2 separate regions of the Homo sapiens genome follow, and region 2 is linked to region 1. The links are chromatin contacts, found by Hi-C or POLR2A ChIA-PET in ENCODE. All regions are on one chromosome and are shown on one strand. Each heading gives the region's core, a stretch centred on a gene start or an enhancer-like site at or near the end of the contact. The rest is flanking DNA. Distances are from core to core; before and after follow the strand shown. Region 1 holds the start of QTGAL (queuosine-tRNA galactosyltransferase). Region 2 holds the start of FN3KRP (fructosamine 3 kinase related protein).

What was found. A loop is a pair of places that touch in the nucleus more often than their neighbours do. ChIA-PET counts read pairs that join two places held with the same protein, here RNA polymerase II (POLR2A). Pooled maps may share reads with other maps.
Region 2: a loop to region 1 is called in a map of naive thymus-derived CD4-positive, alpha-beta T cell, with 13 times the contacts of the local background. The contact joins the promoter of FN3KRP here to the promoter of QTGAL in region 1. A Hi-C loop is called at or near these places in 1 of 168 maps with a recorded cell type or tissue (naive thymus-derived CD4-positive, alpha-beta T cell), 6 of 37 single-sample maps with no recorded cell type and 11 of 50 pooled maps. POLR2A ChIA-PET finds 5 or more read pairs at or near these places in 3 of 52 experiments (A673, CD8-positive, alpha-beta memory T cell and HEK293).

Annotation. Positions count from the first base shown.
Region 1 is chr17:83,050,462-83,053,231 of GRCh38, forward strand. It overlaps QTGAL (queuosine-tRNA galactosyltransferase), which reads right to left and starts at 1,309. Exons shown (of 13, transcript NM_001009905.3): 1 at 1,276-1,309. The coding sequence starts at 1,290. LOC124904094 reads left to right here and starts at 726. Exons shown (of 4, transcript XR_007065967.1): 1 at 726-784.
Region 2 is chr17:82,715,289-82,718,265 of GRCh38, forward strand. FN3KRP (fructosamine 3 kinase related protein) reads left to right here and starts at 1,418. Exons shown (of 6, transcript NM_024619.4): 1 at 1,418-1,608. The coding sequence starts at 1,468. LOC101929552 (a long non-coding RNA gene) reads right to left here and starts at 965. Exons shown (of 2, transcript NR_136400.1): 1 at 279-965. RefSeq lists silencers at 1,235-1,474, 1,495-1,574, 1,655-1,744.

The sequences.
Region 1 (2,770 bases), core at 59-2,558:
AATAATTTTTCTCAAGATCTACAAAATATAATGTTTCTATCAAAGATAGACCTTGATTCACCTGTTACCAATTTTAGTAAGACTGGAATAAAAAAGAAAAAAGGCTGGAAAAAAAACAAACAAAAAAACAAAAAACAGAAAACATGCTGAGCCTTTGGGCGACTGCTAATCCTACATCCCTGTGGTTGTTCCCTGCATCGGCCTATTGGCTGGGTCTGAACCCTGAGGGCCTTTGCTCCAGCCTCTGCCGGAGCACGGGGAAGGTGTTCGGGGCTTAAGGGCAGGTTTTTAGGGCACGTGTTTGGGGTAAGTGTGCTGGGCACACAGGCAGGTGTGTGGGCACGGAGGAGGTGTGCAGGTAGGTGTGTGGGATGCGCAGGCAGGTGTGCACGGCAGGTGCACGGGCAGGTATGGGGCACGGGCATGTATGCAGGACGCAGAGCAGGTGTGTGAAGCAGGTGTGCAGGCACAAGACGTGTGTGTGGGGCATGGGCAAGTGTGCCGGGAATGTGTGACGGCAGACGTGTGGGGTGCGAGGTTGTGTGGGGGCACACGGACAGGTGTGCAGGCAGGTGTGGGGCACGGGGAGGTGTGCAGACCAGGTGTGTGGGGTGCGGGAGCGAGGCAGGTGCGCGCGGCAGGTGCGCGGGGGCGAGTCAGGAGCGCGGGGCACGTGTGTGGGGTGTGGGGCAGGTGTGCGGGGGCGGGGCAGGTGTGCAGGGCAGGCGTGCAGGGGCAAGGCAGGTGCGTAAGAGCGAGGCAGATGCGCAGGTGCGCGGACCAGGTGTGTGAGGTGCGGGGGCAGGTGCGCGGGGGCGGGGCAGGTGCGCAGGAGCGAGGCGGGAGCGAGGCAGGTGTGCGGGCGCGGGGAAGGAGCGCGGGGCAGGCGGGCGGGGATGAGGCAGGTGCGCCGTTCCTCCACCCCACGACCAGGTGAGGGCGAACGGGGAACTGCCTGAGCTCCGAGCCCGGAAGCTTCAAAATCAGAACGAGGAAGGTCGGTGAGGAGGCCACGCTCGCGGGACGGGGGCAGGAAGCGCAGCCGGAGCTGCAGATCTCGGCCGCGCCCCGCGGGCTCCAATCCCGAGCGTCCCCCGCACGCGCAGCCGCGCTCGCCCGCGGGGCCTAAGGGCTGCTCAGGGCGGAGACCCCGTAGGTGAGCCCGAGAGGCGGTGCGGGGCTGCGAACCCCGGAGCGAGAGAGGACTGGAGGGCGGGGTGAGGGGACGCGAGGACCCAGCCTGCACGGCGGGGCACCCTCCCCGCTGGCACCTACCACGTGGGCCTGCATGGCCTGGCTCTCCTCGGACGCCCCGCCCACGCCGGCTCCGCTCATCCCGCCGCTTCGGCCTACGGCGCCTGCGCGGGCGGCACCAGGAGGCGGGTCTGAGGCCAGGCAATCTCCGATTGGTGCAGAGCGGCGTCCATAGGGGTGGGCCTCCCGGAGGGGCGTGGAAGGGGCGGGGCTGCTCGGCGCGGGGCGGGGCCGGGAGGTCGCCGCCTCAGTCTTCCGCCCTGGGCCACGCCCCGGTCCCGGGTCACCTCTCGGAGCCGCCTCCTTGGCCCGTGGAAGCCTCCTGCTCTCCCCTAGGGCGCGCGTCACAATCTCTGGTCCCCCGTAGACGCCGCCGCGGGGAAGGCGGGGCTGTGCGAGGGCGCCGCGCTGCAAACCCAAGCCAGGCGGCCTGGAGTTGCTGTAAAGCCTCAAGCAAGGCTGATATGTAAAAGGTCGTTGCATTTCACCCGGGCTGTGGGCTGTGCTACTTGACCGGGGAGGACGAGGGGACTGCAGGGCGTCCTTTCAGACAGACGCGGTAGGGAGAGCAGGGCGTGCAGGACACTTGACGGCCCCAGGAGAGGGGTGAGGCCCTGACCCCACCGGGGTGTCATCCAGGAGGAAGGGTGCCCGGGGCGAGGTCCCCCAGGAGAAGTGCCCAGGCCTGAGGCCTTGACCCCACTGAGATGTCCCCCCAGGAGGAGGGGTGCCCGGGGTTAGCTCCCCTAGGAGGAGGGGTACCCGGGAGTGAGGCCCTGACCCCACCGCGAGGTCCCCCAGGAGGAGGGGTGCCCAGGAGTGAGGCCCTGACCCCACCAGGAGGTCCTCCAGGAGGAGGGGTGCCCAGGAGTGAGGCCCTCACCCCACCGTGAGGTCCCCCAGAAGGAGGGGTGCCCAGGAGTGAGACCCTGACCCCACCAGGAGGTCCCCCAGGAGGAGGGGTGCCCGGGAGTGAGGCCCTGACCCCACCGCGAGGTCCCCCAGGAGGAGGGGTGCCCAGGAGTGAGGCCCTGACCCCACCAGGAGGTCCCCCAGGAGGAGGGGTGCCCGGGAGTGAGGCCCTGACCCCACCGCGAGGTCCCCCAGGAGGAGGGGTGCCCAGGAGTGAGACCCTGACCCCACCAGGAGGTCCCCCAGGAGGAGGGGTGCCCGGGAGTGAGGCCCTGACCCCACCGCGAGGTCCCCCAGGAGGAGGGGTGCCCGGGAGTGAGGCCCTGACCCCACCGTGAGGTCCTCCAGGAGGAGGGGTGCCCGGGAGTGAGGCCCTGACCCCACCGTGAGGTCCCCCAGGAGAAGGGGTGCCTGGGGAAAGACATGACCTCAGTAGCTCCGGGTACCCTCCACCTTTGCCCTCATTTCCGCCTCCGCATGCAGCCTTGGGAACTGCAGGGCTGGGAACCCGGAGAAGGCGGCCGGGCTCTGGGGGAGCTCAGAGGTGGCCTTCCCTGCCAGGAACACAGGCCAGGCCCCATCCCTATCTAACCTTATACTTGAG
Region 2 (2,977 bases), core at 168-2,667, 340 kb before region 1:
ATTTATCTATTACCATCTGCGGATTTTCATCTGTTCTTTTTTGCCTTTTTTTTTTTTGAGACGGAGTTTTGCTCTTGTCACCCAGGCTGGAGTGCAATGGCGGGATCTCAGCTCACTGCAACCTCCGCCTCCCGGGTTCAAGCGATTCTCCTGCCTCAGCCTCCCGAGTATCTGGGATTACAAGCGCCCGCCACCACGCCCCGCTAATCTTTTTTGCTTTTTAAAATTATGAAATGCGGTATACACACAGAAAAGTGCGTGAACACACACATATGTACCATTTAATAGATAGTTATAAAATGATCCGCCCGCCTCAGCCTCCCAAAGTGCTGGGATTACAGGCGTGAGCCACCGCTTCCGGCCTCAGGAGAGGATTCGTGTTTGCTTCTCCCAACGTCCAGGGAAGCGACATTTCCTATTTGCTTTAGACTAAAATCTATACTTGAATTTTTTGTTTACTGTAGGTAATATTAACTAGGGTTGCAGTCCGTGGAGGGCCGACTATGCGAACGGTTTCTATGAACCATCCTTTGCTGAAGGCTGAAACCTCTTCGTCCCCTGGGAGAGTTCCTATTCAGGCCTTCTTGTAGTTAGTTCATCCTTGTGTTGACAGCTGTATTAGGGTTCTCCAGAGAGACGGATCCAGTAGGATATAGACGTAGATCCAGGACAGGAGATGGACTGGGGGAGCTGGCGTTTGCAATTACGGAGGCCGAGAAGTCTGTGAGCCGGAGACCCCGGGACTCGGGTAGCCGGGCTCAGCCCAGGTCGGAAGGCCTCAGAAGCGGGGAAGCGGATGGTGTGGCCCTCAGCACGACCCACCCCAAATCATGCCTTGCCAGGTTTCTGGGAATTCCTGGTCCAGCCCAGCTGGCACCTGACACTGGCCGTAACGGCAGGGCCACTGTTAGCTGTTAGCCTCAGGGCCCCAGGTTTAGGGGCGGTGTCTCCGTTGCACGTGCACCCCGAGCGCGCCCGCCACTCCCCACATCAGGAGCTCTGTTCCTCGGGTTCAGCAAACGCCCGGGCGAAAGCAATCTTAACATTCTGGGCTCCCGGCACCCAGACCTTGGGCTGATGCCCCTTGCTAGTGGGTCAGCTCTTTAGAAAATATATTCTAACTATTTCCATCAGCATTTCCACTTATTTTGTGCAGGAGAGTTGAACCCAAACCGTCTGGGTCGGGGTCGGTCAGGCCCCGCCCCCTGACGTCATCTCACCCCCACCCAATCCCCCGCGCCTACCTGCCTCCCGGCCCCTCCCCTTCCCGCCCCTCAATCCCAGCGCTCATCTCTGCGGCCACGCCCGCCCCTTCCCGCCACCCAATCCTAGCGCTTGTCTCTGCGGCCGGGCCCCGCCCCCACCCGCCCCCCGCCCAATCCTCGCGCGGACTCATGTTTGCCCGCTCGGCCGCCGTCTCTCGAGTCTCCGCCAGATCCGGGGCGGGTCCGCGGCCGCGGCGGGAACATGGAGGAGCTCCTGAGGCGCGAGCTGGGCTGCAGCTCTGTCAGGGCCACGGGCCACTCGGGGGGCGGGTGCATCAGCCAGGGCCGGAGCTACGACACGGATCAAGGACGAGTGTTCGTGAAAGTGAACCCCAAGGCGGAGGTCAGGCAGCGGGTCGGGCGGGCCGGGGGACCGGTTTCTTTCCGGAGAGGGTCGCGGGCCTCGGCGCGGGGCGCGGCCTGGGCTTCTCCCGCCGGAGGCCGTGGGTGGCTCTCCCGGGACTGCCGCCGCCGCCCCTTGCGGGGAACCCTTTGCGCGGGGCGAGCGGTGAACGGGGGCGGCGGAAGCGTCCGGGGCGTCCGGAGGAGTTTGCACCTGCGGGGAACTGTCCGGAGCAGGAACCGCGGCCGCCCCACACCTCCTGTTCTCCGTGAACTTTCTCTCGGGGGCGCTACGTGAAATGGGGCGGGACTGGCTGCTGCAGTCTTGCTCCCGGGGTTCCTGCCCTGCGGTGCTGGTTAAGTGGGGTCGTTCTAGCCGGGGAAGCTGCTTAAGTCCTCAGCTTAAGTGACTCTGGAGGTGTCCATCCCCCGTGAGCCTCGGTCAGTACGTTGTGAAACGGGGCGAAGGTGCTGCCCCCAGGCCAGCTGCTGCGCCTCACCACACCCTGGCATGCTCTGTCCTTCTGTTAGACTCATTCTCGGGCCGGGCGCGGTGGCTCACGCCTGTAATCCCAGCACTTTGGGAGACAGAGGTGGGTGGAGCGCGAAGTCAGGAGTTCGAGACCAGCCTGGCCAACAAGGTGAAACCCCCGTCTCTATTAAAAATACAAAAATTAGCTGGGCGTGGTGGCGGGCGCCTGTAATCCCAGCTACTCGGGAGGCTGAGGCAGAAGAATCGCTTGAACCCAGGAGGCAGAGGTTGCAGTGAGTCGAGATCGCGCCACTGCACTCCAGCCTGCTGGGTGACTGAATGAGACTCCGTCTCAAAAAAAAAAGAGTGTTCCTAGCAGCGGTGACATGGCAGCTGTGGTGGGGCTCTGAGGCTGAGGAGGTGGGGACTCTGAAGAACTGAAAGAAGGATGAAGACAGCTGGAAGTCAGGAGCACGAGGAGAGTGTGTGTGTCTATGTGTATGTTGTGTGTGTGTACGTTGTATGTGTGTATGTTTGTAATGTTTGTATGTTGTGTGTATGTATTGTGTGTCTGTGTGTGTGTAAGGGTGGAGCCCCAGGTGAGGATGGGAGAGTGGGCAGGGCAGTGGTGTGTGTCTCAGGAGAAAAAGAAAGGCCGCTGGCCCTGACCTGTTCTGCGGGGATCACTGCTGTGTATGTTGTGTGTGTGTGTCTGTGTGTTGTGTGTGTATGGTGTGTCTGTAAGTCGTATGTTGTGTGTGTTGTGTGTCTGTATGTGTTGTGTGTGTGTTGTGTGTCTGTATATGTTGTGTGTGTGTGTTATGTGTCTGTGTGTGTAAGGGTGGAGCCCCAGATGAGGATGGGAGAGCAGGCAGGGCAGTGGTGTGTGTAGCAGGAG